2 separate regions of the Mus musculus genome follow, and region 1 is linked to region 2. A link is a loop called in an ENCODE intact Hi-C map of the cell type or tissue named here. Cell type or tissue: left cerebral cortex. All regions are shown on one strand. Links, peaks and the distances in the headings refer to the core of each region. The heading gives the core; the rest is flanking DNA.

Evidence for each region. Hi-C counts contacts between places; a loop is a spot of excess contacts. Peaks named below come from ENCODE experiments on the same cell type or tissue, not always from the same donor. Only the 100,000 strongest peaks of a DNase experiment are listed, where the experiment ranks them.
Region 1: a loop joins it to region 2, with 2.0 times the contacts of the local background. A loop is called at or near these places in 10 of 42 quality-filtered maps.

The regions. Positions count from the first base shown.
Region 1 is chr6:52,816,786-52,833,069 of GRCm38, forward strand. All of the region lies in intron 2 of Jazf1 (JAZF zinc finger 1), which reads right to left. Among named protein-coding and RNA genes, the nearest start is that of Gm52904, 26 kb to the left of the region's middle. In left cerebral cortex, for the core only: no CTCF peak of the experiment used is centred there; DNase peaks (open chromatin) are centred at 6,123, 6,419, 6,897, 8,393 and 1 more place; H3K27ac peaks cover 2,399 bases.
Region 2 is chr6:52,726,219-52,742,502 of GRCm38, forward strand. It overlaps Tax1bp1 (Tax1 (human T cell leukemia virus type I) binding protein 1), which reads left to right. Exons shown (of 18, transcript NM_025816.3): 3 at 981-1,083; 4 at 3,063-3,250; 5 at 6,973-7,131; 6 at 10,632-10,780; 7 at 10,864-10,954; 8 at 13,326-13,511; 9 at 15,733-15,957. Among named protein-coding and RNA genes, the nearest start is that of Tax1bp1, 21 kb to the left of the region's middle. In left cerebral cortex, for the core only: a CTCF peak has its summit at 9,128 (motif pointing left); no DNase peak of the experiment used is centred there.

The sequences.
Region 1 (16,284 bases), core at 2,817-10,816, 88 kb after region 2:
TTTGTAACATTTTTAAATGATTTTTAAATTATGGGATACAGGCAAATGAGTAAATGAGTTTACTCACACAGTTTAAAGAATAATAAAATTATGGTCCATGTGCCCAAAATTACCAGACACTTTGAAGTTTCTTTTATAACTTGTTTTCCCAAGAGAAATATTACCTAGATCCAAGTACAGTAGATTTTTTAGGGTTTTTCTTTCACACACACACACATATTTACACATACAGAAATTAAATGTTTTTAAAAGAAAAAGTGGTCACTAGGGACTTCATGTACTGTTGACTAACAGCCTAGAAGTCTGCGGTCAGCAAAGTCATGTTTTGATTTTGAAACTGAAGCTGTTGTAAGATTAACTTTAATTTTCCTACAAATCAGAAATGTCTAAGTGACCATAATTTAACACAGTCATTTGTAGTAATATTTGTTATTGTGAGGGGAAGTTCATATTTCTTAAGTAAATTTTCAAGACTTCATTATAAACCCTTTAAGTCTGTAGACCACAATGCTCACTCAAGTTGGCAGGTTAAACATGCATGGACTATGAATGTAACACAGGGGGAAATGTCAGCTGCTGCTCCAGGGAGACCAGCTGCAACCACAAACTCAGGAAATTTATAGTCTTTTCTGAAACCTAGGCAGATGCACACTGCCATCTCATTCACTCGCCAAAGCACTCATCCTGTGCTCTTCAGGGGGTCTAGGAGGGTGTCACTTGGCTTTCCGTGACACTGGAGGCCCCATAAGATGGAAGTGACCACTTGAAACTTAGTGTTTCTTGGAAAAATCTGAAAAGAACTGGGTTTTATGAGAGGGTGGGGAGTGTGAGCGGCGCACGGTCAGGAGGCTGCCCTGGTACCGATGCGCCCTTGCAGAGTCCCAGCCCAGCCCCGGTTCTCCTGGCTGCTGAGATGCAAGGCTGGAGCTTGAGCCTCCGCAGTCTGGCTCAGGAAGCCACACCCCAGCAGCAGCACACCTCACTCTCTTCATGCTTCATTCTGGCTTCAAGTTCTGATCAGAAATGTACCCCATCCTGCTGCACACACCTACAATACATAGCCTGGGGTTCTGAAGCCCCGAGCTCTGAAGACAGACAATGGCAAGGACAGCACCTGAGATAGAGCTTGGCTGCTGCCCCAAAGCCACTCACTCGCTTCATCCTGAGGGTGGAAGTATTCGTGCTTCACTGTATAGGCAGTGATATGCCAGCCTGCAACCTTGCCAGCAATACCATATAACATATGAATGAGGTTTAGTATTTGTGCTACAATACCTTCATGCAATCTGGGAAATTATGAATTATGAAACTTACCTAGTCGTGGATAACACATTTTAAGTGTTTTGTTAAATTAGAATTATTCCTTTTATTTCATGTGTTTTTCCTGCATGTATATATATGTGCCATGTGACGTGCATGTTTGGTGCTCTCAGGGGTCAGAAGGCATTGTTTCTCAGAACTGTGTCACAGACAGCTGCGAATCATCACGTGGGTGCAGAGAATCAAATGAGGGTTCTCTGCAAAAACAGCAAGGGTTTTGGTTTTTGTTTTTTCCTTCTGAGCCATCTCTCTAGTCCTGGACAACACATCTTAAAGTTAATCTTAGAAATTTCAATAAAATATTATCTTTGTTATTTTATTTAGTAAGTATGCTCTTGGCCATTATGTGGGTTCCTTTCCTTCCCCATTCTCTCTGACATGGTCTCACTATGTAGCCTAAGCTGACCATGAACTTTCAGTTGTCTTGCCTCAGCCTCCTGAGTGCTGGGATTACAGTTGTAGGCCACCAAGCTCGGCTTACACCCACGTCTTTATGTAATAACAGGCTATGACCTGGAGTTTGAATATATTAGTGTAGCAGTTAGGGCAGACTTTGGAAGACTGTTTATGTTCAATTCTCTGATCTATGCTGCTTAGCTGTGTGACCCTACACAATCTACTTAACCCCTCTGTGCCTCAGTTTTCCCATCTGTAAATGCTGACATTAACGGGGCCAACGCAAGAGGTATAAGGAACGAGTCAACAGACACGAAGCCCTTGCAACAGCACTGATTCTTTGGGCTTGATGAGGGTCAGGTTCCTGGTTCACAGCAGATGCGAACAACACCAGCACTGGAAATCTAAGCTCACAAGTCTTTCATCGCTGACATCTACACCAACGATCTGGCCAGAGCTGAGTCACCAGGTAGCCCACCCAGTTCTGCTGATCCTGTACACTACACTCCCAGGCAGCACGGTGGAGACAGTGACAGTGGCTGAAATCCAAAGGGCTCAACCCTCTCGTTAGAAACAGCGCATTGGGCTGTCCATGAATACACCATTCTCTTGATTTTTTTGGCCTTGGTCCTGGAGATGAACCACACTGTTGGGGGTGACCTACCAGCAGGAGGGGCGTGGGATGTTCCCTGCAGAGGGGAATGAAGTTTCAGATTACAATCTTTCATCTTCCACTGAAGGGGGTGGCAGGCTCCAATGCTCTCATCTCCAACCCCTCAGAAAGCATCGAGGCTACGGTGTTTCGCTTGAAGTTCTAAACTTTGCTCTGCCTCTTTAGTGGTACTGCCACAAAAAGCAAATCTGTGCAACCTAGGATGCCTTTGGGACTTTGGGAAGAGCTTTCAACAGAAGCTCTGTGCTACTATAAGTACTCTTGGACCCAGGAGCTCATTCTCAGACTAAGACTTTGGGCCTGCCAAAGACGCCACACAGCCAGCGAGTCTGCACCGCAACACACGGGACACAGTGCACCTAAGGTTCTGGGAAGCTAGGGGGAGCAACAGGTGCGTATCAGCGTGGGAAGACGAGTGGTCTCAGTGTGAGAGAGCCAGCCACTGCAGGCCTCCACGTGACAATGCCATCCTGATTCACATTTGCTGGTAGAGCCAAGAGTGGATAGCACAGTGGTTAACAGGACTGACCAGTCAAACATGAAGGGATCAGCAAGTGGGATTAGCATCTGTCACAGCCCCTCACGAGCAGAGTGGTCTTTTCTTGTGAAAAGTCATTTCAGTAGAGAGAAAGCGTGAATACCTACGTGAAGCCAATTTCAGAGCGGTCTAGAAGTGCTCTGGATAATCCTATGTACTTTCACCCCAGAGTCCTTCTTCACTTGATCTGGAGCTCCTGGGAGACTGGCAAGCTTTATAAAACTTCTGCAGTATCACCTGGACTAGGAGCCTTTAGATGCTGCCATTTGGGCTGGAGAGCGGGCTCAGTGGTCAGGAGTGCATGTTGATTTCAGGCTGCTCACAATGCCTGGGAGTCCTGCTTCAGGGATCTGACGTCCTCCTCTGGACTTCTTGGGCACTGCGTGCACTGTGCAGAAGTCCACACACATGTACAGGTAATTTTTAAAAATAGTAAAAATTTTAGAAGCATGCTGCCACTAAAATGTTAACAACAACAACAGCAACAACAACAAAATAACAAACTGAGGAAGCAGCAGCAAGAGAAAGCTGCTTCACTTCGGAATCCTGCCATCCCACAGGGTGTGTGTGTGTGTGTGTGTGTGTGAATGTGCATGCATGTGTTATGTGTTACCCAGCCCTCACATCCACTGTGGGCATCCTTTGGGAGGGACCAGCTTTCATCACATACCATAATAATACCAACAGGCTTCCTACACGGAGAGGCATTCTTTCTTTACAGAGTTTCTGTCTGGCCTGGGTGGAAAGAGCGTTGAGTGGCTCCAAGAAAATTGGTATAAACTAAATGACAATGAAAGCACGCCTATGTCCTGTCAGATCTTCCAGCCAACTCTGCTGGTAAGGCAGAAGGAAAAGAAGAAAAGAAAAGGAGAGTGGGGGGGAGGGAGGAGGAAAAGACAGATTTCTGTCTGGACACCCATTCTCCTCCTTTCTGCTTCCCCCACCCCCACTCTCATACTCTCTCTTTGTGGTACTGAGAAACAAAGCCAGGACTCATTTATTCCATGCCAGCCTCACACCACTGAGCTAGCTTTCCAACCTCAGGAATAATCTTTTCTAACACAATTCCTTCTTGTTCTTCTTTATTCAGACAACAACAATACAGGAAAAGTTTTCTGATGTAGAGAAGGTATAATATAAAATAGCTTTGATTATTCAATAATATATCATATATACATTGTAACATAATTTATAAAATATATTATTGATAACTATTTTATAGATAAAAAGTATAATAAATACCTGCTTACTAAATATATCCAATCTAGCTTTCTATCATTGTTAAAACTTCAGTTTTGGACAGACGGGCGGACGGACAGACGGACGGGTGGATGGGCGGACGGACAGCTGAGCAGTGAAGAGCATGCGCTCCTCTTGCAGAACACCTGTATTCAATTCCCGGCACCCCCCACACTGGGCAGCTCACAATGTCCGGGGTACTTTGATAAACACTTGAATTCACATGTGCACACAGTCTACCCCACACACGTACACATAATTAATAAATAAACAAATCAATCTTTAAAGCTTCTCAGTTGCTTCAGGTTGAGCAGAGTGAACGCTTACATTTGGGTGGGACTGACCGTTATGTGCTGGCCAAAAGGATAGATGACAAACAAAACACACACAGACCCAGAACAGCAGCTTCTTCTGGGAATCGGGAGGAGGGTAAGCAGGCAGCCCAGGAGGCAGAGGTTGCAAGACGACCCTGATCCTTGGCCATGAGCTGTTCAGGAAACACACAGGCTACAAGACCTTCGAGGTAGCACCATCCAGAGACCAGAGGCTGCTCTGTGGACAATACTTAGGATGGACGATCCCCTCCCTCTTCCCTCCCTCCCTGCTCCCTGTTTCTCTTAACTCTTAAAACAGCACTATCTCGCCCTTGATTTAATCACTTAAGTGAAATCCATGCATCAACGTTAGGCAGCGGTTGTCACAAGCAGGACTCCTCTCTCCGCTGCCATGTATTTTCTCAACAAATGTGGGGATTTTCTTCAGCCCTGTGAAGTATATGGTCAGTTTTACCACAGTCAAAGTCCTGACTCACTTAGGGTCCAGTAACAAGCCTTACAAGTCACAGGTCAACATATACTATCAGTGAAGCAATTACTCTTTAGCTCCAAATAAATTAAACCATGGTCTTTTTCATTGTTGATGTTAAGAATAAAGAAGTCCTAAGGGCTCCCCCTGCACAGCCCTGGGCTTAGAAGGCAGACCTGGAAACTCCCTGCTACCCTCCCCTCCCTCCAGCTTTCTCTGAACAGGGAACAGTAAGAGCCGATCTTACACATGGGTTTCATTGTTAATTTCACGTCCATGTAAAAACAAATGGACAAAACAAAGAGCTGCTGTTTATGAGATTTTGTGGTATAAAACTACAAATGGCTCTTCCAGTTTTCCTGTTTTGTCTTTTCTGAAAGCAAATTAAATTAGCATAATCCTGCTAATAAGATGAGGTATAATTCTTTCCATAAACTGGAAGTTTATTTTATTTTTATTTTTTGGCCTTTTCAAGACAGGGTTCCTTTGTGAGCCCTGGCTGCCCTGTAACTCTCTGTAGACCAGGCTGGACTCTAAATCAGAGATCCTCCTGCCTCTGCCTCCCAAGTGCAGAGGACATTAAGGGCATGTACCAGTAACACCTGGTTGGAAGAAATTTAAAGATGGGAGAAAAGAAATTGGCTCCAGGACCTCTTGGAGTTTTGGCTGCAGTGTCTGTGCAGTATACACACAGCACTGCCTACTCACTGAGACACTGGGAATCTGCATGCATGGCCCTAACTTGATTTGCTTGGTCCTCTGAGGTTTGGAAAACCGTTTACTCTTTCTGGACTTGGGCCCCTTATTACAAAGCAGACATGATCCTAAGATCTCACAGAAGCTGTTGCCATGACCTTAGAAGGTGAACGCAGGGGAAGTACTTGGCCTACTTAGGAATTCTCATCCGAGAGTCTCTGGGCATGGCATTTCCATGGATATTGGTCCTCTCTGACCTTCACCCCAAATTAAAAGAAGGTACTTTTAAGTCTAACAGCCATCTGGTGAGCCAACTCCCACACAGTCCAGAGAAGGGCTGTGGTATGTAGCTATATTTGCAGTTAGAAGGCTCCATTTTTCTTTACTTTCCATTACAGAAGTGTTCATGCTGTGTGAGTGAATGCTATATATGTGCAAATTGCAAATCCACAAAGCCTGGAAGTGGATGTTAGATCCTTGAGAGCTGTAGTTATAGGATGCCGTATGTGGGTGGTAGGAATTTAACTCAGGTCCTCTAGAAGTATAGCAAGCTCTCCAGATGCAATGAGATGTTTTGTTAAAGCGATTTATCCACTTAGACAGTGACTATTTTGGGAGCAAAATAGACTCCATACAGTGGGCTATCCCTTCATATAATGTATGTGCCTGGGCATCTGAGAGGTACAGATTTCAAGTTTCACAGGCCTCGGGGGCTGATATTTTTCCAAAGGATTTTTCCCGTTTTTATTGAAAGAGTTCAGTTGAATTGCTCTAAAGAGCATTAAATCACATTCATGGGAGGCCATTGGCTCAGGCTGAGCTCGTGCATTAGGCTCTGGCAGACCAGAACAACTCAGAGCGCAGCCGCTCCTGCTCGGTGACACTAATCCAACTGAACCTTTAACCGGTCAGTCTTTCATAAAATAGGAGACTTACTAACCAATTAAAAGTGGTTTTTCTTGAACCTCTTGATGAGAGAGTCCCTCTGCTTAACCCTGGAAGGGAAGTAACTTTGCACCAATCTGCTTTGAAGTCGCCCTTGCCCTTTGAAGCCCTTTTCTGCCCACAGGCAACCTCCTCATACCACCAGACCAACTGTTGTCTGCAGAATGGGTTGCCGTGCCACCCCAGAATTGCTAATAAAAGCCAATTAGGTCTTCCAGGCTTTTACAAATGCGCGTTTTGCCTTAGTGCTCTGTTTTCCAGGAGGCCGCCCCTTTATGACTGTGTTTATTCAGCTATTCAGAAAGCACACACATGAATAATCTTAAGAAAAATGTTAGAAGATCTGTGACTGTTCTTGTCTCTTCCTCTTGCTGATGGGGAGCTTGTGAGTGCAGAAATCCTTGGCAAAGGAGACTGCCCATGTGTGCTGCCGTGCAGAGTGTAAGGTAGTTGGTAATTGTGACAGTTTAAGCATTTTAATAAAGATACGTTTTTAAAACGCACAAAACACTAGTGTGATGCGTCTGGACATTTGCTGTCTTTTTCACTGACTTCCTCCCATTTTTTATAGTGATTATTGGTAAGTCACAGATTTTTTTTTAATCTTGTCTTCACATAGTGCTTTAAAACTACAAAATGGGAAAATGAGTCAAGGGAGAAGAGAGTTTTGATACAGCCTCTAAAATCTAGTTTTGTAGTACAACTGACGGGGCAGACAGTAGCTAGGAGGCTTTCAGTGCTTGCTAAGGCTGGGCACTGCTAGGTGGATGCTAAGGCTGGGCACTGCTAGGTGGATGCCAAGGCTGGGCACTGCTAGGTGGATGCCAAGGCTGGGCACTGCTAGGTGGATGCCAAGGCTGAGCACTGCTAGGTGGATGCCAAGGCTGGGCACTGCTAGGTAGATGCCAAGGCTGGGCACTGCTAGGTGGATGCCAAGGCTGGGCACTGCTAGGTGGATGCCAAGGCTGGGCACTGCTAGGTGGATGCCAAGGCTGGGCACTGCTAGGTGGATGCCAAGGCTGGGCACTGCTAGGTGGATGCCAAGGCTGGGCACTGCTAGGTGGATGCCAAGGCTGGGCACTGCTAGGTGGATGCTAAGGCTGGGCACTGCTAGGTGGATGCTAAGGCTGGGCACTGCTAGGTGGATGCTAAGGCTGGACACTGCTAGGTGGATGCCAAGGCTGGGCACTGCTAGATGGATGCAGCACGGTTATACCGAGGCCTCCTTCCGCTGGAAGGTTGGATCCAGCCCTTCCAGGAATGGAGGCTCTGCGGCGGCGGCGCAGATGGGAGGCTACTCTGCATTGTGTGCTGGTACTTTTGCTGTTCTCTAAGCTGAGGAGCAAAAAGAAATGTCCCAAAGCCACTGTGTAGTAATCCTTTGAAATGAGTTTGTATTTCACAAGATCTCCCAGCTACCTTAACCCACATCCTTCACCCCATACACAGCTCCATAAATGAGGGAATTTATAGGTTATTTGGAAGAAAAAGAGCAGGGTATTTAAACTTTAAAAAAATGTCACTGTACTTAACTGTTAATGAAGTGTTGTGTGGTGGGGCCTCCAGCTCTTCTGCTGTTTGTAGCCAGCAGCCCTCATTTGCATGCCCAGGGCAAGCACTAATCCTTACCATCAGCTGCTCCCCAGAAAAGCATTCACCCCATAATACTGTTCATCCTGCTGGTTTATTTAGCAAAGCCTTTCTTCCCAGCATACACAGGCTTCCATTTCAGGCCAAGCTGATTACCCCAGATTCCTAATTAGTGCTAATTAAAGCTTTAATGGATAGCAGCCAGAATTTAAAAGCATGCCACCTCCTTTAAAGACCCATGGCTGGTTCAGGGCAGGAATGAGCCAGCCCCAGGACTTCCCATGGAGTGACACAAGCTCCTGGGTACCTTGGCACACAACATGCAGGCCACGGCTGGTGACCTGGAGCCTCTCCATCCTGTTTTCCCAAGGAAAGCAAGCTGCTTGCTCCAATCAACCTCTAAATGTCTACTGAAGTCAGGGATAGTTTTCAAGGAGGACATCATTCAGTATTCCCGACAAGGTCAGCCTCAGAGCGATTTCCCCACTCTTGTCATGGCGGGGAAACAAGACAAAATACCCTAACTAAAATAATTCTGAGGAGTCCAGTAAACCTTTGTTGGGCTGGAAAAGCCTTCTCATACTGACCCTGCTGCAGGGGAATAGCTCAGAACATTCCTGGTATGTCAAGCCCGAAGGCAGCAGTCTAAATCTACCCTTTTCTTATACCATCTCTGCAATGTGCAAGCTGACTCATCGTAAACATGGCCAGACTGAGTCATCAATGTTCACAACACGGAAAGAAGAGAGGATCTGGAGTTTACCATGAGCTCATGAGTGCCCAAGGAGATGCTGAGTCACAGGGGTTCTGAGTCACCAGCCTGGCTGCTGGGAACTGAACTTAAGTCCTGTGCTAGCTTGGCAAGTACTCTCAACACGAAGCCATCCCTGCAGCCCCACATCTAGATTTTGAGAACATTCTGTGCTAGGTGCTTTGCTCCCGAGACAGGGTTTCATGCTGTCAGACAGATCTCAATCTTACCATCTATAAGTAGACAAGGATGGTCAGAATTTCTCATTCTCCTGCTCCCACTTCCCATCTGAGGTTAGTAGAATATGCCACCACGCCTAGCTTACGTGGTGGTGCTGGGGATCAAACCTTTTGCGCACACTTGGCAAGCTCTCTCCTAACAGTCTGTTTAAATTCCCACAGCACGGTTGGCAGCGGGACCTGTGTGAAGACCACTGAAACAGAGATCTCTTTCTGGCACAAGGTGTCCCCTCCACTGTGCTGTTTTTGCTGCTAAGGAGAATTTTGTTTGGAAGTGCTGAGACTCAAGTGACAGTGAGACTCCAAGGGTGTGTACAAGGGGTGAGCAGTCACACCCTAGAGGAGGAAACATGGAGGGCTAGCATGGAAAGGTGGGAGAGGGCTAAGGCCGAGTCTTAGGCAATACCCCTGCTTCTTCAGAGGAAGGCAAGCCGTCCAAATGATTTCAGAGATAGCTTTAAATTTTTTTAAAGGTAACACACCTTTTATTTGCTGTGTTTTTGACGACTATTTGGGGCACAAATATAAAAATAAAAAATACATTTTTCCATTTTTCCTGTGTGTGTTGTGTAGTGTGTGGTGCAAGCTCAGTAGGGCTCATGTGTTCAATAGCACATGCCTGTGCTCACGTGGAGACCAGAGTGACTGCCGGCGTTTCCTCTCCTCGGCTCCTGCCTTGCTTGGTCTTTACCTGGACCTGCCTTGTTTGCTGCTCCTCCTCTGCCTTTCCTCCTCTGCTGGGGTTGCTGGCATGCGCAGCCACACTGGGGTTTTTACAAGGGTGCTGGGATTTGAACTCAGGTCCTCGTGCTCTCAGAGCAAGTAATCTTACCCACAAAGCCGTGTCCCTAATCCCAAAAACTTACTTTTGTAATGAAATCACATGATTTATTCATGTGTTTGTTCAGCTGTTTTGCACAAAAATTTATTTTCTTTCATGGCTGGGAATGGTGGCATGGTCTGTGGCCTCATCATTTGGGAGGATGAAGGAAGAGGACATAAGGCTACCTAGGCACACAGGGACACTGGTTTACAACCCCAAGAGTAGCAAGCGAGAACAAACAGAAGCAAAGCTCAGCAGGGATGGCTGTCTTCCAGCCTGGCTGAAGTACATGGGGTATGGAAAATGTCAGTGTGGGCTCAGGGCTTGGTCAGTGGCAGGCTTGGTGCAATAAGGAGCTGAAACTTCATCTCAAAATGCCCACAAACCACTAGATAAGTAAGAAACTCTGGGGCGGAGGAGATGGTTCACTGGATAAAATACTTACTGCTCAATCACTGATGGCAGGAATTCAGTTCCTCAGCCCCCATGGAAAACTGGGTGTGGGGCCATTTGGTAGGGGGATGGCAGACAGACCTAGTTGCTTGCTGGTCAGCTGGCACAGCCGAAGTGTCACCCTTAAGCTCAGGGAGAGACCCTGTCCCAAGAATAATGTTAAGAGAGACAGAGACAGAGACACCTGACACTGACCTCTGGCCTCCACAAGTGCATATACACGTGAGTGTGCTCACAGGTACAAATGCATATACACGTATACACACGTGCACATGCACGCACAGTCATACATACACACAAACTAGCTCTCATTTCAAAAGGAAACTCCCACCTACTTGTCAATGGCTGTAGATGATGCAGAGAATGACTGGTGTGTAAGGTGTTTATTTTAAAGGCACCAAAGATGTACTTCACATTGTCTGGTACATAGTTTCTTATAAAATATGTTTCTTGGTTATTTATTAAAGTTTTCTACATTCTTGAAAATTTCATGTTTGTATACAATGAAACGTGATCACATGCTCCCCCTTCCTCCAGCTCCTGCCACATCCCCTACAGCAAGTCCTCCTTCCAGCTTTGTGTGTGTGTGTACACAGTAAGTCTAATTAGTGCTGTGCATGGGTGTGAAGTCATGCTGGAACATGGTAAACCTAATAATGGAATGTCCTTAAACAAGGATTCTCCCTCCTTGAGCAGTGGCCAACTGCCAATAGCTCCCCAGCATGGGGTGGGGCCTGGAGAGCACCTCCCCTCTCTATACCAAAATTAGAGCAGTTCTTATGTAGGGAATGGTTAGTTTCAACTGTCAATGTGATGCAATCTAGAGTCACCTAGGAAGAAGGTCTCAGTGACAGACTATCTAGATGAGGCATGGCCATGGGGGACTGTCTAAAGCATGTTGAGATGGGAACATCTACCCACTGTAGGTGGCTCCATTCCCTGGGCTCAGGATCCTGAAATATGTAAGAATGGAGACCTTAGCGAGCTGAGCTCAAGTCTTCCTTCATTCTCTCTCTCTCTCTCTGCCCTTGACTGCAGACATGACTAGCTACTTCCAGCTCCTGCCTTGACTTCCCTGCAGTGGAAATGTGAGATGAAATGAACCTTTTGTCTTCTAAATTGCTTTCTCACAGTGACAGGAACTGAAACCAGGACAGGAATTATGACAAAGGTGTCAGCAAGGTATTGAGATCAGGGTGAAGGTTACAAAAAAACAAAACAAAACAAAACAAGCAAAGAAACTTGAAAAAAAAAACTGATTAAGACATTTGCTTCCTTTACCTCTGTAATCAACAACAGGAGCTTGGTGGCTATTCATGCCTCCTGTGGCCCTAAGGACATAATGAAGGATTTAGCAGAGGAATTCATGCTTCTTCATGGAATGCTGGAAGCAGTCAGACAAAGTGCTAGGCTTGGCTATTAAAACTGGGAAAGCCTAGGGAGGGAGCAGCAAGGCCCCCACCACCCCAACCTGGCTTGTGATTGGCACAGGGCATTTCCAGCCACTGCTGCTAAATTACACAGCCGGTCCTGGCCTCATTCATGCAATTAACCAGACTTTCTTCAAGTCTGTATCGACCCCTGGGAGAGCATGAGGAATTTGTGAAGAGACATTATATCTTTGAGGATACTGGGCAGCCATTTAGTGGGTAATTCACTGAAAGGAACCCAGTGTCTTTGAAGGAGTTAATTCAACTCCTGAGGCGGGGGAGTCAGCCTCCTCATCAGGCCTAGTGGGGTGAAGGGAGGGCATTACAGAACAGATAACTACTTTTTAAAAAAGCTTTTCTAACCATGCAATTCATTAAGAAAAGGAAAACTCTATGATACCAGAAAAGGCTGTGCTTTCCAGATGAGTAGGTCTTAGCAGTGAGGTGTTTCCAGGTCTGGCTTATCTTGGCTCTGAATGAGAAGAGTCCACATGTGAAAGAGCTTGCTAGGCTTGGCCACCTGAGGGGCACCCAGATGCAGGGCAGTCTGACCTCCTTGTCAGAGCACATCTCAAACCCAATCTTCCCTCCACCTCCTGCCTGATCCAAATCTTCAGAACAAAATTGGCAGCCCACTGGTGGAACCTTCCAGATACTTCATTACCCTTAAATTCAAGCCAGTACATTTCCTTTCTGACCAGAGATCTCCTCTCTCTGACTGAAGGACACTGTCTCCTATTCCTTCTCAGGGAGATGGCAGGGAGGTTAGCCTCTCTTAGCTTTCCTTTTAGCTGTAACGTGGGAGGGGGAAGGGCTCTGCAATTGTTTATTTCCATCTGTTCTGGAAGAGTGTAAAGTGGCTCTCTATGATACAAAAAGGCAGGATGGGTGTTGAGGGGAACGGGAGAAGACGACAAAGGAAGGTGGGGACAGAACATAAAGGTGGGGATGGGCTGAAGCCACAGGGGCCAGAACTGCAGGCTCTTCATGCGCTCTGTGTGGCAACACATACCTGTAATCTTAGCTCATGCAAAATGTAGGCAGGAATATCAGTTCAAGGCCATCCTTGGCTACATAGGGAGTTTGAGCTCAGTGTCACTCTGGGTCACCTGAGACATTGTCTTACTCTCTATTCTCCACCCTCCGAAATGAAAAAGTTCACAAAAATACCATTACATTGTAAAGTTCTAAATAAACCAAGAAGCCGCTGCTTGCACTTTTAGCAGCTCCTGGGATGCTGGCCTGCACAGACAATGGGACGGGTGTTCATAGAGGGTTTGCTGTCGGTGGCCTGATGGATGTGGAGCTAAGTCAGGAGAGACTCTGCTCCCAGTCCTGCTGGCAGCTTGTCATAGGAGCCTGAGGAAGGCACAAAAGGTCTTTAAGCACATACCAGACGTGCATTATAAATAAGATGAGGCTTAAAACAGGATGATGACGGCTGCGCCATGGGACACACTGAGTCCTGGACATTGTGGACTCTGTGTGCCTGTCACTACTAGGTAGTCCTCATGGTTTTCTGAAACTGGAAAGTATCAGTTCACCAATCCAGAGGGCTGTGGTTAGCATTACTTTGCCGTTCTTCCTTGGTCCCCTCGTCTCACAGAGGACAGAAGAGATTAACGGCCACTACACAGGGTTCCTTCCCACCATGCCAATCTGTTCCCAGCTCTGAGGGCCCTGAAGACACACAAGCCGCGATACTGAGGAACCCCTGGCCAGCATGATAATACAACTCATTTGTTTGTTTTGATTCTTAACCAGAATATTGCTTATGTGAAGGACTTTAACTGGTACAAGCATAGAATCTCTGTAATGCAGAAGATGGCTGACCACTAGGCATTTTAGCTACAAATCATGGCTATGGGTTTACTATCAGGCCAACTCCTTCACGTAGGCCCTATAAAAAAAATAATTGCCATCTGCCAGACTCCCTTCTTCTTCTTCTTTTTTTTAATTAAACTGTCATTAATTACTGGTAACAACAAATTTCATTTGGATTTTATTGAGTAATTAAAAGATAAACAGGGAGGACATCAAGCTTTTGCTTTATAACGCTACATTCCAAAGGCATCCACGACAAGCCACCCATTCTATTTATTATGATAATTACAATTCTCGAAACTCATCCTTCCTTGGCTAACAAGACTCTTCTTTCAGCTTAGCTCAGCCTGACTTCAGCATGGGTCATTAAACAGAGAACCTGTCACTGCCCATGGGTGACAATAGATCTTTTGTGGGTTATTGTATAATTCACTAAGGTTGTTGCATAACTTGATCACTACTAAGTCCTAAAGTTTTCATATTCCAGGTACATAACAACATATCAGTGTAAAGTAATTAAAAATAGAGCAGGTTTTAATGTCTTGATTGGAACAGGTTTACTGTCTGGAGAAGGTGAAGTGCAAAGTTTTACTGATGCTTTTCCACTACAACATTTAGGTTAAAACATTTGAAACAAGTCATTAATTTAATAACGTGTTCACCCACAACAAATCATAACTCATTTCTTTTTACTGCAAAAGTAATTGAGTAATGAATAATGAAAATCATCCCACTGAAAAGGGGTAGTAAATATGTTGACTTTATTATTAATACTCAATTTTGGTTAATAAGGCAGCTATTAAATTTGTGACAAGATGGATCTAATTTATTGACTATTCAAGATAATAGTGAAATATTATCTAACAAATACCTGTGTTCTTACTAGAGAAGATGTGACTCTAAAACAACGAATAGAATCCAATGGAGAGGCCAGCTCTCACTGAGAGCTCTCTGACCCTAACCTGCTTATCCCTGTACCTCACAAGTTGCTAAAATACTTTAAAATAGATGCATGTGCATGCACATAGGTCACTGAAGAGAGCCGCACACCTCAATCCTTGGTGCTATAGTGGGCTGGAACTCTCTAGGGAATGAGTTAATAACAGCAAAACCTGGAAAGGATGCTCCACCCAAAGGAAAGCTCGCTCCTGATGTCTCGGATACAACGTTCAGTGCAAAAATGCAAAAGCAACTCTTGTTAATGGTGGAAGGGAATGGAGTGGGGTGTTTCTCACTCCGTCCCTGTAAACAGGATCACAGCTGATTCTCCTTACAGGCAGTGTGGTGCTGAGTTCAAGGAGGCTGGAATACACACTTCCTAAGAGGTCTGGCCAAAACTCATTTTATGTATGTCTCTGTTTAAGGATCCATTGTTGATTCTCTGGAGGTGCAACCAGCTGCAGAGAGACTCTGCAGAAAGCTGACATAATGCTTGAGTTTTCTCTAAGAGATATCACCATCCTCTTGTGCTTCCAGACACAAGACAAAACCTGGGACTAGGCTTCAGGGTCATTTTAACAAAAAGCCAACACAAAGCACGAAACTTTAAAGCAAAGCAAAGCAAAGCAAAGCAAAACAAAACAAAACAAAATAAAAACAAAAAAGTGGCAGCAAATGGGTCCTGGAGGAGTCTCTTGTTGCTAGTAGGCGAGATGAAACAAGAGGACCTTGCCCTCTCTGATCTTAAGCCGCCTGCTGCACATATTGACAAATGACCACAGAATGCTTCAAGTAAGGATTCTGGGGTTACATATAGATTTTCAGCAAGAAGGCAAATTTACAGTCACCCAATCTACAAATAATATGGACTGCCCTGGCTTCACACTGGAGCCCTAGTCACTTGCCCTTGTGCTATGCTGGCTTTCATCTGCAATTCCCCTCACTTAGGGGCCATCTCAGACTACAATATGCCCTTCATACAACAGGAAGGACCAGAGCTTACACCGATTATTCAAGTAATCACAAAGTTGATTTCTAGAAATCACTAACTTCTGGAGCTTCAAATAGTAAGTGTTTGGGGACTTCTCAAGAGATGGCCCAACCTTTTCTTATTTGCATGTTTCACATAAGAGATTAATTTTACTGAAGGGACATTGTCTAATGCCTTAAGTTTGCTAATAGTTCCAAGTGACAGTGTCATTTGTGACAACAATATTTCCTGCTTGACCTTCATAGGAAGACTGCTCAAGACCTAACATGAGTGACATGTGGCATTTCTACAGAACAAAGGTGCAAATCAATGAAAAGTATTTAATAGGTACTTTCAGAGCTGGGACAAAGATCACCAGCACATGGCCCAGAGTGCCAGATTCAAGAACAAAGATATGACACCACCAGCCTATGGCGCAGAGTGCCGGTTCCAAGAATAAAGGCATGGCATCTCTCACAACTGTTCAGACTTCTAGATTCTCTGAAGAAGCATTGGCTCCTGTATTAGCGGGCACAGACTCCTATATAGCTATGACAAGGAGCTTAAGAGAAACCCCTTTCTGTGTCTCGGAGAAGGGCTATGGGCTCTCAAACTTTCTACTATTCTAGAACATAGAATATAGCCATGTTCACC
Region 2 (16,284 bases), core at 5,432-13,431:
TAAGTATGAGGTATAAAACATTAAGTTATTAAAAAGTACATAATAGAGGGGCTAGGAAGCTGGCTTAATCAGTAAATTGCTATAAGGACTTGAATTTGAATCTCCAGCACCCATGTTATAAAGCTGGGCCTACATGTCTGTAATCCTGACATTGAGCAGGCAGGCAGAGAAAGAAGGATCTGTAGTGTTTGCTGGCCACCTAATCCAGCCACATCAGTGAGCTTCAGGGTCAGTGAGAGACCCTGCCTCATAACAAGGTGGAGAGCAATTGAGGAAGACACTCAACATTGACCTTTGGCCTCTCATAATCTTGAATCTGTGCACACAAAAATCCACAGGGTATAGTAGCATAATAATTTTAAATAAACCAGAAGATTTTGTATTTGATCATGTGTGTGTTTCCATTGTCTTGGAGAAATTAGGTAGCACTTTGAATATATAGTAGAGACTTCATTCAGTTTACATAAATTACTATAACTTTTGGTCACAGTTTAATCATAATTAGACATGCCTAATGTATTAGGGTTTTACTGCTGTGAACAGATACCATGACCAAGGCAAGTCTTATAAAAAACAACATTTAATTGGGGCTGGCTTGCAGGTTCAGAGGTTCAGTCCATTATCATCAAGGTGAGAGCATGGCAGTATCTAGGCAGGCATGGCACAGGCAGAGCTGAGAGTTCTACATCTTCATCCAAAGGCTGCTAGTGGAAGACTGACTTCCAGGCAACTAGAGTGAGGCTCTTATACCCACACCCACAGTGACACACCTACTCCAACCAGGTCACACCTATTCCAACAAGGCCACACCTCCAAATGGTGCTATTCCCTGGTCTAAGAATATACAAACCATCACACCTCATAACTCAAGATTTTAAAATTTTAAGTGCATATTTTAACTTTAGGGTGTAATTAAAATGTTGTATCTAGCTAGTATTAAGGTAATTAGTTATATTCTTTCTTAAATTTTTCTCCTTTAGGTTGGATGGAGTACTGCTCGTGACTATTACACATTTTTATGGTCTCCTATGCCTGAACATTATGTGGAAGGATCAACAGTCAATTGTGTACTAGCATTTCAAGGTGAGAATTAGAAACTGAAGGACTTGATCAAGCCAGCAGCCTCTGTTGTAGTTCTCTGTTTCAGAGTGTTTAGATGAGTCTTTGTTGAGTGAAAGTCAGATGACTGTAAATGCCATGTGTAGGGCACAAGGGGTTTTCATAGCTACTCAGAACACTGCTTTTTTTAAATGAAGCAAACTTGGAGTTTCTTAAGAAAAGGTTGTGTTGCAGGTTTAAATGTAAGCATTAACAAGGGAAGGGAGACAAGTAGGAGGACAGAAGTACATATCCTCACACACAAGCTAAGGATTGATTGCATGTATAGGAAAGGAATATCAACCAATGATGAAGTTGAGGTTGCCACAATATTCATTCATTTGTATGTTCAGAAGACCCTTTCATTTATGCCAGTTTTGATTTGTCCCTTATAAGGGACAAACTGTAATGTGCACTTGTTTCAGGGGCATTGTTTTCCTCTTTCTGGCTCCTTTGGGATTATTTGTGGAAATGTATAACCGTGGATTTAAGAAGACCATTGGGTTTACTAGGAATACACACTGGGAAATAGTAACTGAGAGATTTTCATCATGGGTCCCCTGGCCAGAGTTTATATCTGGATAGGAGTAAAATGTATTATTGTGCTGTGATTGCACTTTAGTCTAACTGTAGATAATGAACTTGTACTATGTGTGTCTCAAAAGATAGAATAAAGGAATACTGTCTTGCTTTTCTTTTGCTGTAATAAGACATTGTGAGCAAGACAACGTATAGAGGAAAGAATTTATTGGGGGTTTACAGTTATTGGTGGACACTGTAGTAGCACTGCAGTAGCTTCTAGAGACAATCTCAAGGCAAAGAGTTAACTGGGAATGACTGGGCCTTTGAAGGATTGTATGTTTAAGACCGTGTCTCAACATCAACTCTTTTGAGAGGTGGATAGTTCAGTGGTAAAGCTTAGCTCAAGTGAGGCCATGGGTTCAATCTTCAGTACCCCCCTAGCCTCCGCACCCCCAAAGGCATGTGCATTGTACGTAGTAATATTGAGTATAGAATTGATGGGTTTTTAAGTAAAACCATTCTGTGTGGATATTTAAAGAAGTGAAGATTGATTTTAGTTAGGACAGTCCAGCAAAATTAAAAAGAGAGGGTAACAAACTGGAGAAGAAGAAACTAAACATTGAACATAATTAGTTTTCATATGGTAGCCAATGTTATAAATAGCTATAGCGCCTAAGTGGCTTAGATGGCTTCATTCATATGTTAAATAGAGCTCTGTAGTTGCAAATCTTACAGAGTTTTCTTGTGCTGTACCAATGGTCTCATCCTCTTTGCCTTTACACAGTTCACATATATAACATATTTTTGTAGTTAATATTTCTTTTTACATACAGCGAATGTCCAATTGGAGGAAATATTTCTTAAATCATGTATTTCCCAGTCCTACTCCCTGTCCTTAGATTTTTATTAGGTCTTCCCTTATTTCTCCTCCATTAATCTTCTTACTCCTTGTAAAGTACAAACTTGCCTCTCTTTGAGTTGATTTTGCCATAGTTAAGATGCAGGGGGAGAGGCTCGAGAGATGACTCAGTGGTTAAGAACACTGTCTGTTCTTGCAGAGGACCTAGGTTCCATCTCCAGTGTGCTTGTGGCAACTCATTATTATCCGTTTAATTCCAGACCACATGGATCTGATGCCTCTTTCTATTCTCTGCAGGTACCACCAATGCAGGTGGTGCACAGGCATACACACAGACAAAACACATATAAATAAAAAAATTAATAAAGATAAAGGGGGAATTCATATATATGTTTATATCTAAGAGAGACAACTTTGGGCTATGTTTGAGAAGAAAGTATAACTTGGACTGATAAATTTGTGAACAATAGGAAAGACTCATTCTAGATATGTTCAGAATAATAGTATGGAGGAAGGAAAGTATTATTAATAAATTAGCATTTTAAAGTAGCAAGCTTAATAATTTTTGTTACCCACCTCTTAGGATATTACCTTCCAAATGATGATGGAGAATTTTATCAGTTCTGTTACGTCACCCATAAGGGTGAAATTCGTGGAGCAAGTACTCCTTTCCAGTTCCGAGCTGCTTCTCCAGTTGAAGAGCTGCTCACTATGGAAGATGAAGGCAATTCCGATATGTTGGTGGTAACCACAAAAGCTGGCCTTCTTGAGGTGAGCACCTACAGTGAGGTATAGAGTTTACTTTGACTGGTATCCTAATCCAGTTGATAGCTGTGAGAATTTTCAGATTATGCCAAGAGGCGCTACCAGAAATGTTTTAAATCTAAAATTGTGAGTCTATGTGTAGAGGCCAGAAGTCAATGTTAACTGTTTTCCTTAGCCGTTCTCAGTCTTACTTTTGAGGCAAAGTTTCCCATTGGACCTGGAGTTTGCCAGTTGGGCTAGACTAGCTGGTGGGGCTAGTCTTTCTATTATGGTTATTTTGTGGTTCTGTTGTGGTACTTGTCAGATGAATGCTGAGAAGATAGCTGCCTGATTCAGGGCTAATGTCATGTGTGCAGTAACTAGTGCAGTAGGGCAGCCTTTGGAACCACGGAGACATGGGCTTGCCTCCTCTTTCCTTGCCTGGAGCTTTTGTCTTCAGGCATCCTAATCCAGTTGATAGCTGAATTGTCAGAGTTAGGGATGGAGCTGCTGGGAGATGCAGTGTAGCGGTGCATCCAGCTGTGGTTCAGGGTTTGGAGCTGAATACTGGGGGCTCAGTGGTCCGAGGAGGATGTCATATGCTTTAGGTTTTTAGTAATTGTAAAATGAGAAACAAAGTTCTTTTTCAAGATCACATTTTCTACTTTATATCTGGAAGCTAGACTGTTCTTTGAAACAATGTGACTGACTGTATTTATCAGTCCTTTCGTTTTAAAAATAGCATTTTAGATTGGTTACTGTATTTTTTGTCAATTACATCTATATTTCATATATTGTAGGTGCTTGGTTTTTCTTTATAGACAGATGGGTCTTTTGATTTTTTTCTTTGTTTACCTTTAAGAACTGAGACTATAAAAGGAAAGATAAGAGGCTACACTGTCTTCCACTGTCAGGCTGTTCAAAGACAGTTCATCCAGGAGTTAGAAGGAACTGTGAATTCTTCATATCTTTCCTTCCCTTTCCCAGAAATTCCTCTCTTATCTTAAATACGAAATGCAACTTTTATAGGGTGACTGAAACATTTTGTAGTGACAACTGCCTCTGATCAGGGTTTTTAGCCTCGTATTTGAATGTTAGTCAGAGACACTGAAGTAAACCCTGCTCCTAGGAATGCAGTTAGCACTGATGTGCAGGGCTTTTGAATACTTGTCAGAGCACCCTTATCTCAAGCCCTGCACATGATGGGCATTTGCTCCCCATGCCTCGGGAGCCTTTTCTCTAATTGGGACGCAGCCCAGGTTATTTGTTCTTTTTCTTTGCTCCACAAAAGCTGTGCTATAAAAATTTTAATTGCTGTCTCTTGGGAAATATTTCTGAGATAAAAATGGTTTTGTTTTCTGAAAAGTTCTTAAAATTCTACATTCATTGGTGTCTTTAATGATTTTATGAACACTGTACACTAAGTGATTAATGAGATAAAGTTTTTGAACTTGTGAGCCTGAATTGGATAATAGAATAAAATAAAATAAAAAGACATTTTAGGGATAGTATGGGATGCTTGACCAAAGGATATCTATTGGCTGGTATAATTATTCTAACTTTCTTAGCTATGATCACAGTAGTGGTTTGGAAGGATACCGCACTTATTAGAGGTGATCTAAGGTTCTTAGGGGTGGAATGTCAATAATTTTATTTTGGATGGCTTAGGAAATTAAAACAAAATCACATAAACTAATGCATTTATAATATAAGCCAGATGTAGTGGCATACATATTTAATCCCAGCATCTGGGAAGCAAAAGCAGGGGGCAGAATTTTAGGCCAGTCTAGGCTATGATATAAGTAAGACCCTGTTTTGTTCTGCTCTCCAAAAGAATAAAATGGGAAATGAACAAGGCAGCATATTGATGATTAGTAAATTGAGGGCTATATTTGTTCTTAAAAGATTTCAAAATAGAAATTTGAAGCAGAAAAGAGATTTATTGTTTTATTGTTTCCCATCCAAGTACTAACCAGATCCAACCCTGCTTAACTTCCAAGATCAGAAAAGATCTGGCACGTTCACCCTTGCTTGGTGTGGTTGTAGACAATTTGTATACTAAAAAACCCCAAAAACCAAAAACATAAAAGACTAAACAAACCAAAAAAATCGTTACATTCAGGATCTTGACACATGTTAGGCAAGTCTGTTTTTTGAGTTTTATCTCCAGACTTAGATTTATACAAATTTTAATCAAATTTAAAATCTTTAAAATTTTCCTACTAAGCTTTAGTAAATCTTTTATTAAGTGTTATAAACTAATCACTGAAAAAGTTTGATTCTGAAAATGTTTGTTGTACTAGGTGAAGACTGATCATTTCTAATCTGCTACAAAGTTTTCAGTCAGATTAATGCTGTGTTAATAATGCCATTAACTCTTAGGATTGATGTTCTTGCTTGGTCTTAATTTTCCGTTGGCTTATTAGGTATAATTTAATTTTCAATAGGTATGACAATTGAGTAGTTAAACTTTTACCTTTTTATTTATCCTGGAAAGTTTCCCACAGTATGTACCTTTGTTTTGGTCATATCCTCCAGTTCTCCTTTCCATCCTTCCTATCAGCTTTTCCATTTTGAGAACATTTATTCTATGCATTTGAATAAAAAGATTATTCCAGAAGAGTTTAGCAGTTCAGCTTTCGTAGGTTTAGATTTTAGTCATTTATATCTAGGATTCTACAACCCTGGAAAGCTTAATATGGGGATTTTTGGATGAAAAACATTTATCAGCTAAATACCTTCTTTATAAATTCTTCCTGCGTCTCTGCTTTTCTCCGGTTAGAAGCAAAGACTTGTTGTTATAAAGACTAGCCATTTTATTTATGACCATGTTTGGTCCTTTGATTTAGGTTTTGCTTTGTGTTTCCTACTGGAGTTCCTGTTTTGCAGAATTGAGTAATTATCAGCATTCCCCATAAGAATCTGCTAGAGTTAGTATAGTATTGTAGCCTTAGCCTTTCAATTTGCATTTTTACTTAAAACAGTTTGGGGGGGGGGGTCTCTGCAAACAGCAGTGCCAGCAGAGTAACAATTCATGTGAGGCAAGAAGGCATCCAGTGTAACACAGCCCAGTAGCCAGTGTCGGCTCAGACTTGTAGAGTCTGACGGGGACAGGTTATTTTAGGTATATTTATGTTTACTACAATTTGGAAAAAGTTTCCTGCTAAACACTTATCTCAATCTCAAGTGCACACTAAAGCTTGAAGCGTAACTTCATCTAAAGTCTTGTGCAAAATACCTGTGGCTTCTTCTGTAAAGATGAGTTCTACAGTTTAAGGGTCTAGGGAAGGATCTGGTGTGGTCTCAGTCATAGATAGCATCCAGGTCACCAAGCCATCAAGTACACATGACATCTCCCCAAAGGATGGACTCTGTTGATTGAGAAACATTGTCTGGGGAGAAGGAGTCTGAGGTAAACATAATACTTTTAGAGATTGAGGTGTGACCTGGCCCTACAGGATAGCACAGGTTAACTGGCTACTAAATCCAATCTAGCCTTCTGGGCGAAAAACAGGTATATATCCCTCCCTTAAAGAGGGATGCTTGTTTTAACATTCCTGGTTTCCCTAGTGCTTATCTGTGAGAACAGGGCCTTTTTAACAGAAGGATTATAGGCTGAATGCTATGCAGTAGGCAAAATGTAAAAATTTGTGAATTTACAATTTTTTTGTGAATTTTTTTTTAAAGTAAAAAACTAAAGTTGTAATATTTTATGATAAAAATCAATTTGAGTTTTTTTTTAAATACAGCTGAAAATTGAGAAGACCCTGAAAGAAAAAGAAGAATTGTTAAAGTTGATAGCTGTTCTTGAAAAAGAAACAGCACAGCTGAGAGAACAAGTTGGAAGAATGGAGAGAGAACTGAGCCAGGAGAAAGGGCGGTGTGAGCAATTGCAGGCTGAGCAGAAGGTTTGCTATACCTTTCTAAAATGGAAGCATTTAGGAGCATTGAAAACTGGGTCTTGAGGAAAGTAGTGTGTATACGTGTGTGTGTGTGTGTGTGTGTGTGTGTGTGTGTGTGCACATCATATATGTGTGTGCATTTACATTAATAAGTGTATGTGTATATATATAATTTATATAATTTTATATTTTATTATATATATTTATATGTATTATAATTATATAATTTTTAAATTTATTCATTTTAGTTTTTATATGTATGGGTATTTTGTCTCCATGTGCATTATTTGCATGCCTGATGCCTTTGGAATCAAAATTGGGGGCAGGTCCTCTGGTTGCTAGGACTAGATCTTTGGTCTTCTCTAAGAGCAACAAGTGCTCTTTACCTACTGAACCATCTCTCCAGCCCTAAGAATGTCAGTTCCCATTAATCTTCTGCCACAGTCTCTTTTACATTTTTAAATAGGCAAAATACTTAAAGATTTTCAGTACCAGGCTTATTGATAATAGTTCTCTGAATTTGTTGTTGGTTGTTGTTGTTTTTACTATGTAGCCTGGGCCTTGAAATCTTGGAAACCACCCTCTGCCTTCCTAGTACTAAGATTACAGGCATGAACAACCATGCCAGCTTTCTGACAGCCATTTCTCAGTATTTCACATCTAGTTCTGTATTATATGCTAGATTTGAGGAGGAAGGCTTTGGGATGTGAGAAATTCACATAGGAATAAACACAAAATAAATGGAAGGTAGAATGAAGAAATTGAAATTACTCTTCAAAAACTATAATTTAGGTAGGCATGATGCTACATGCCTGCGACCTCAGCACTCATGGTGGTACATGCCTGTGGCCTCAGCACTCAGTGAGGCAGGAAGACTGAGGTTCTGTTGTGACCAGGTTCTCAACAGAATAGGCTACATAATAGCAATAGCCTTTGCCCTGAACACTCAAACAGGAGCAGAAACAAGGCAGAAGTCAGTAACCTGAGTACATTGTGAGACAAAAATGTGAAATTCTTAATGAGAGAAAGGTGATAAATTACCCTTCAAAGAAAACAAAAAATCCCCACCTAGTTAAGGTAGCCATTTTTTTTTCTTGAGCAAAGAAAAATGACTATATGTAAAAAACTGGATTTGAGTTTGAAACTAACATCTGTAGAAAAAAAGGTGACTACTTACTATAGTCATTGATTTATGTAATAATTTTCACAAAAATAACTTTTAGTTGTAGAAAAATATGCCTCACAATTTCAATGTTATAGCTAGATGGCTAGCTTCATGCCTATGGATGGATTGAATTTTCTCTTAAGTTGTATTTGTTCTATTCTTCTGGCCAATAAGGCCCTATTACTTAATAATTATTAATTTGGTCATTAGTGCAGTGTTTCTTAATTTCTTCCACCCTCCTTCATTTGTCTTCCATCTTGTTCCTTTAAGATAGGGTCTTGCTTATGTAAACCAGGCTGATATCAGGCTTGCTTATCTTCTTACGTAGTCTCCTGAGTGTTGGCCATTGGAGATATGTCCTATCATACTCAGCTTTTAGAAAATGAAATAGTTTGACTTATCAGTTCTTTTGGCATATAGTTTTCCATAACAGCACCTTTGTATACCTTATTATACTTTAGCCAAAGTTTTATTAATTAGCTAGGAGAGAAACTTAGCGGGGACCTTGATCAAGCTTTCATAAGCTACTAGATGCTTGTCATAATTTATGGGATGAAGATATTTTAAGCTTTAAAGTATCTGTGTAAAGAAGGTTCTATTTTATTTTTATATATGTTGTAACAGCCTTGGATATTTATTTTCGTCTTTGAGTCATGCTGAGTTCATTAGGAGCAATGGTTTAGATACAGGCATGTGTTGTAGTGCTCGTATGACACTTAGTGGGTCTTAACCTCCACAGTGTCCTATGAGACCTGAGTTGTCACTGACGTAATAAAAGTAAGATGTCAAAACACCAAAAAGCAAATTAATTAAAAAATTTTTTGTTTAATTTTTGTTTCCTGCCCTCTGGTGGAGAAGTTAGTGAAATAAAAGTGCATGAAAAGCAGGGGTGAGAAACCTATGTTAGTAATTGATGTGCTAACAGTAAGGGCTAGACATGTGGTGCATGCTTATGCTCTTCACACATAGGAAGCTGAGGTAAGAGCATCACAAATTCAGTCAGACTTCACTACATGACATTGTTTGAGAACAAAACAAACAAAAGTCTTGGGAGCTAGAGAAATGGCTTGGTGGTTAAATGCATTTGTAATCATGAGGACTGGAGTTTAGATCCCAGAACTTATTTTTTTTTTTTCCATTTTTTATTAGGTATTTAACTCATTTACATTTCCAATGCTATACCAAAAGTCCCCCATATCCACCCACCCCCACTCCCCTGCCCACCCACTCCCCCTTTTTGGCCCTGGTATTCCCCTGTACTGGGGCATATAAAGTTTGCAAGTCCAATGGGCCTCTCTTTCCAGTGATGGCCGACTAGGCCATCTTTTGATATATATGCAGCTAGAGTCAAGAGCTTCGGGGTACTGGTTAGCTCATAATGTTGTTCCACCTATAGGGTTGCAGATCCCTTTAGCTCCTTGGCTACTTTCTCTAGCTCCTCCATTGGGAGCCCTATGATCCATCCATTAGCTGACTGTGAGCATCCACTTCTGTGTTTGCTGGGCCCCGGCATAGTCTCACAAGAGACAGCTACATCTGCGTCCTTTCAATAAAATCCCAGAACTTATATAACAAGCTGGGCAACACTGCAAAGCCTGTAACCCCAGTTTCAAGCCAGCTTTCTGACTTCCAGCCTGATCAAGAAGAAAACTCCTTAAGCTCAAGGGAAGGACCATGCTTCAAAAGGAAAAAAGTTGTAGAATGATAGGGGAAGGCTTGATGCTTGCACACCCTATACATACATGTGTGCATATTTTCACATGGACATATGATATACTCACAAAAACACAAAAGGTTGAGTATATGAAAGTTTAAATGTTAGAATTTCAGGCTTATTTTATAGTCTTGGTTTATACAATTTGAGATAATAAATATGGGATTGAAATGATAAGAAATCAGAGACAAATGTAGTGGTAATGCGTATATTCTTGGTACCCAAAAGATAGGAGACCCCTTTTAAGGCTGGGCAATAGTGGCACCTGCATTCAATCTCAGCACTCAGGAGGCAGAGGCAGGCAGATTTCTGAGTTTGAGGTCAGCCTGGTCTACAGAGTGAGTTCCAGAACAGCTAGGGCTACACAGAGAAACACTGTCTTGAAAAACCAAGTTATTATTTGGTTATTTATTTGAGACAGGATTTCTCTTCATAGTCCTGGTTGTGCTACAACTCACTATGTAGAGTAGTTTGGCCTTTAACTCATAGAGATCTGCCTGCCTCTGCTTCCCAAGTACTGGGATTAAGGGCGCTAGTGCTACCACATTGTCTCTCCTTCTAAAAGAGAGCTCTCTGAAGTATACACAATTTTGTTTTACTGAAAGATACTTTATTGTTGTCTTTAAGGGCCTTCTTGAAGTATCACAAAGTTTGAGAGTGGAAAACGAAGAGTTTATGAAGAGATACAGTGATGCTACAGCTAAAGTTCAACAGCTTGAAGAGGACATTGTATCAGTGACACATAAAGCCATTGAAAAAGAAACTGACCTAGACAGGTATCCCTGGTATTTTAAAGAAATCACTTCGGTTATTAACAAAGCTACTTAGGGTTTGACTAATGTTTTTTCATCTTACACAGTTTGAAGGATAAGCTCAGGAAGGCACAGCATGAGAGAGAGCAGCTTGAATGTCAGCTGCAGACAGAAAAGGATGAGAAGGAGCTGTATAAGGTAAAGTCCTTTTCTAGTGTCGGCCTCTGCTTAGCCCCAGTGGGCTTTTGGGGTTGGGGATTGGAGAGCAGTTCAGCTGGGTGCCTGGTCACTTGTCTCGTTATAGTCACGAGGATGACAAGGACTGTAGTCAGCTAATGGGGGGCCTGGACAGTGTACTTCCATGGTTGACCATGCTTTAATAGGGAGATCCTCATAGCTTTTGTAAGGAGGTTCTTCAGTTGTCTCTAGAAGGCCTCTTGAGTGTCATAATTATGATGGTTGACTTCAGAGTGAGCAGTCCAAGATGGGAAGGAAACGAGATTACGATAGTGGATACTGTCCCTGAAATGCAGTATTTGGGAAATTTGCTGGTGTTTTAGATACATAATAGGTACTGTATAATAAATGAAAGCTTAGTGATGACAGGATAGTTGTTTATCAGAATTTCTATAAAGTGTTCTCACCTTTTAAGAATATACATATTTTCAGTGATGATGCTTAATATTTTTTACATTATTTGTTGTGTATATACATGAACATCCGTGATTGTATGTACAAGTGTGGGCATGCAGAAGCTGGTGTGTGTGGAGCTTAGAGGATAACTTTGAGAAGTTAATTCTCTCTGCCATATGGGGTCTGGAGATAGAATACAGCTGTCAGGCTTAGCCACAAGTTGCCTTAATGTCTTTTCCAGCCCCATGGTCATATTTCAGATTGACTTTTAAAATATTGTCAGATTATAATTTTATAAAGTATCTCCTCTGCTCATAAGTCTTTTTGAAATTTTTCTAATTTTTTTTAAAGCATTCCTGCAGTATGCTCTAAATTAGCTTAACCACGGGTGAACATTGAGGCTAATTTTCTAAGTATCTAAGAAACATTTCCTATAGAAAGGAGTGGCTGGGAAGAAGGGTGAGAAAGGCACTTGCACTTAAGTGGTGCGAACCCGAGTCCAGATCCTAAGAGTGCATATAAAGCTGGACACAGTGGCATTGGTCTGTTATCCCAGTTCCTGGAACGAGGGGGGAGGTGGAGAGAGGAGAGTCCTGGAAGCTTTGGGGCTAGCCAGCTTGATGTATACAGTGGCAGACAAGAGACACTATCAAGAAGTTGAAAGAAAGCTGACATCTGGGGATGTCCTCTGACCTTCATACTGGCACCATAGCATGTGTGTTCTGTGACACCCCCATATGAATATACATAGGTACACAACAAGTTTTTAAAAATTTGAGATGAATATTCTAAGTTGTTAGCCTCAAGTCACTTTTCTGAACTGATAGTTACGAACATTAGGTAGTGTTTCAGAAGTGATGCTAAAGGTTTGGGCTGCTGAGCGCCCTAGAGGACCAGAGATCCATTTCATCCCTAGGAACAGGAATTAGTCCTTTAGACTTCTGTAGATTTGAAGAGTCAAGTGCAAAAAAGTAATTCCACTGCTCTGTATTACACAAAAATTATTGTGTGAGTGTGTGCATGTATGTACATGCATGATGTGAATGCATGTTGTGTGTGGGGGCTGGTCTGTCATAGTTGGCCTATAGAAGTCAGAGGGCAACTTCAGCCACATGGAAAATAAACAACATAGTGCTTCTTACAGGCAAAAAGTGGAATTGGGCTAGAGGTGGCCCAGAGCCATCTTACTGAGAGCTGGAGTGTGGTTCCTAGCACCCATACCAGGTGACTTTCAACCACCCAGAACTCTGAAACCTCTGGCCTTGGTGGTGGGCACCTAACATTTGAATGCACATATCCACATACTCACATATATATTCATCATTAAAAGAAAGGTTAAAAAAAAACATGAGTATAATTGTTTATGTTTTCAATGTACCCTGTCTAGTTTTCAGAACTTTTTTACACTAATTTCTGAATATGCCTCTAGCATGATGTTTTTTGCCCAAAACATCCGAATGTATTTACATTTTAAAATGGAAAATAAATGGTTAAAGTGAAGGAAAAGCTTTCAGAGGTCAGGTAGTAAGTTAGACATCAGAATGAATTGCTGCGGGAAACAAAAGCTTCCAAAAGCTGGGCTCTGCCACTCTGTGTCTGCATTGCTGCTTTGCAGAGCTTGGGTCGCCTGACACCCAGCTCCTCCTCTGGAATTTGTGGATGAGAAAGAAATAATGTTGATTTTTTTTTTTAAATGTATTTATTTAATGTGCATTGGTGTTTTGCCTGCATGTTTGCTCTGGAACTGGGCTTATAGACAGGTGTGGGCTGTCTTGTGGGTGTTGAGGATTGAACTAGGGTCCTCTGGAAGAGCAGCCAGCACTCTTTACCCCTGAGCCATGTCACTAGAGCCCCAAATAATGGTATTTTAGACTTTGACTAACTTGGGTTATGATGTTAGCAAGAATATTCTTGATTTCAAACACTTTTATTACAGGTACATTTGAAGAATACAGAAATAGAAAATACGAAGCTTGTGTCAGAGATACAGACTTTAAAGAATTTAGATGGAAACAAAGAAAGCATGATTACCCATTTCAAAGAAGAGATTAGCAAACTGCAGTCCTGCTTGGCTGACAAGGAAAATTTGTACAGAGCTCTCCTGCTTACAACCTCAAATAAAGTAAGAACTTTAGAAAAATGTGTTTGAAACTTCTCCAGTATGTTTTTTACTCTTGTTTTAAATTCTTCCCAGCGATTTCTCTTTTTAAAAAGAAATCCCCCTTTTTAATTTGCACTACATTAGTTTTATTTATGCATCTGGTGTGATGCATGTGAACACCTGCAGAGGCCGGAGAAGCACTCGGAGCCTCTGGAGCTTGGGGTTAGAATGGCCTCTGGAAGGAAGGAAGGAAGGAAGGAAGGAAGGAAGGAAGGAAGGAAGGAAGGAAGGAAGGAAGACACTCTTACCCTGGTGCCATCTTTAGTTTCTCCACCATTTCTTTTGAAAAAGTTTAAAATCACAACAGTTACTGAACTCCTGCCTCCAGCTCTTAAGTACTGAGATTATAGATAGGTACCCATCACCTTCCTGGGCTCTTGCTTTATGTAGCATGTTGGATCTGCTCTCTAACACTGTACATCCTCATCTTTTCCAGTGGCTGCATGATCTTGCATGCGTACATTTATTTTATTGCGTAGCTTTTATGGATGAATGTTAGGATGTTTTAGCATGTTGCTGTGAATTCTACTGGGGATGTCATTAATGCAACTCTAAAAATGTTAGGAGTCCATGGCATTTACAGTTCCTGATTAAGTCTGCAGTTGCTTTTTAATCTAAAAGATCGCAAATGTGAAAAGTGTATTTGATTATATTTATTTGATTTGCTAAGATGCTAAAAATATCTTTAAGCATCTTTTTAGCATTTAACCAAGACCAGTGAAAAACATAATTTTTAATTACTGAGGAAAATGATTACTAGTTGCTAAAATGTTTTAGTAGATTGTAATGCAGTGTGAATTTATGGTTATAAAAGAATTTAAATAGTGATGAGGGTACAAACTGAAAGTTAACATCCTTTTTTGCTATAAGATTGTAAGATTGTAATTTAAAGTTACATGAATTATACATGTATATTTACATTTTAACTCAAATGAGAGAGAGAGAGAGAGAGAGAGAGAGAGAGAGAGAGAGAGAGATTGTAGAACCTTTTTCCTTTTGAGACAGGTTCTCATTATGCAACCCTAGCTGTCCAGAAACTTGGTATGTAGGTCAGGCAGGGCTCAAACTCAAGAGACTGCCTTCTTTCTGCCTTTTGAATGCTGGGATTAAAGATGTCCGGCTCCATGACTAGCTACAAGATACTACTAGGAATACACTTAATAGCTCTATTTCACTCATGATTATAGCTACATAGTATTCTTTCTTGTCATTCAGCATATGTGTAGTCAGTACTTAATAGTTTACTGTCTTCAGCTCTTCTGAGCATGCTCCAGTTAATACTCTTGTATAGCTCAAGTTACAATAGTCATGTGCCTAAATAAATTCCTTCAAATGGAGTTGGTAGGCTAAAATTTTATCATAAGGTAAGTGCCACCTTTTGATAGTTATTTTCAAATTGCCTTTTCAAAAAATACTGTATTAGGTTTTACTCCTAATGATGTACTATATGCTACTGTTTATAGTGGCTTCATAGCTTTTCATTATATATAGCATAGTTTAATTCAAGACAATTTCATTTTAGACACTTTAAAATCTATTTAAATCTATTTCAGTGTGTTTAAAAAATTAATTGAATTCTGAAAGACAAATCTTTGCCTATGCCATTTATAATTTTTTGAATGATTTTTGAAGTTAAAATTGCTAGATCAAGAGCCAAGAGTAATTTAAGGTGTTGGTGAGTCTTGAAAGGCGGCTGAGAAGCCCCAATTAGGGTTCATGTAATTGTGCTTAATAACTGTTTCTCTACTTTTTAAAAAATTAATTTTGCCAGGCATGGTGGTTGCACATCCTTTTAATCTCAACACTTGGAAGGCAGAGGCAGACAAGATCTTTTGTGAGTTTAGGTCTACATGGTGAGTTCCAGGACAGCTGGGGCCATGTGGAGCAAACCAGTCTCAAAACAAAAAATAATAAGTAAAAATAAAATAAATCAATCTATATGTTTGAACATTTGGGATATATATACTTTTATTCAGTCAGAACTAATCCTTGGGTGTGCTGACTGACTTCCTGTCCTATAAAGTGGTAGAAGTAAACACTTTTGGGCTGTTATATGAGAAATCTGAAACAAAGCCTAAGGCATGAGTGGAAAAGCATTATTTAACTTAAAATTCTGAAACAAACTGTTACCTTTAAATTTTAATGTTTTAATCAAAATTGTATATTATCTGCCTTTCTTCAGGAAGATACATTATTTTTAAAGGAGCAACTTCGCAAAGCGGAGGAACAAGTCCAGGCAACACGGCAAGAACTTATCTTTCTGACTAAAGAGCTCAGTGATGCAGTGAATGTGCGAGATAAAACTATGGCAGATCTGCATACTGCACGCTTAGAAAATGAGAGAGTGAAGAAGCAGCTAGCCGACACACTGGCAGAGCTGCAGCTACATGCTGTAAAGAAAGATCAGGTAAAGCAAGTTAACTTGCATCTCTGTTGATCCCCCAAAACTAGAAGCCCCATAAAAGAGAGGAATAAACTATTCAGATAAGTCAGGTAAGAAAGGCTAACTTCTATTCACTCTGTTAAATCATTGTCATTTCTTGGATTGAATAGAAAACATTTATACGCACAATTCTTACTGTCAGTAAAGGCTGTTGCAGTACACACTTTTGATGTATATTATATGTGACAGAGATTGCTTCATGTGGAACTTCTGTTTACTAGCTATATAGAATGGCCATCTGATTATTTAAGGGTATTGCATACAAGTTACGTAATTGCTCCTTAGGTGGAT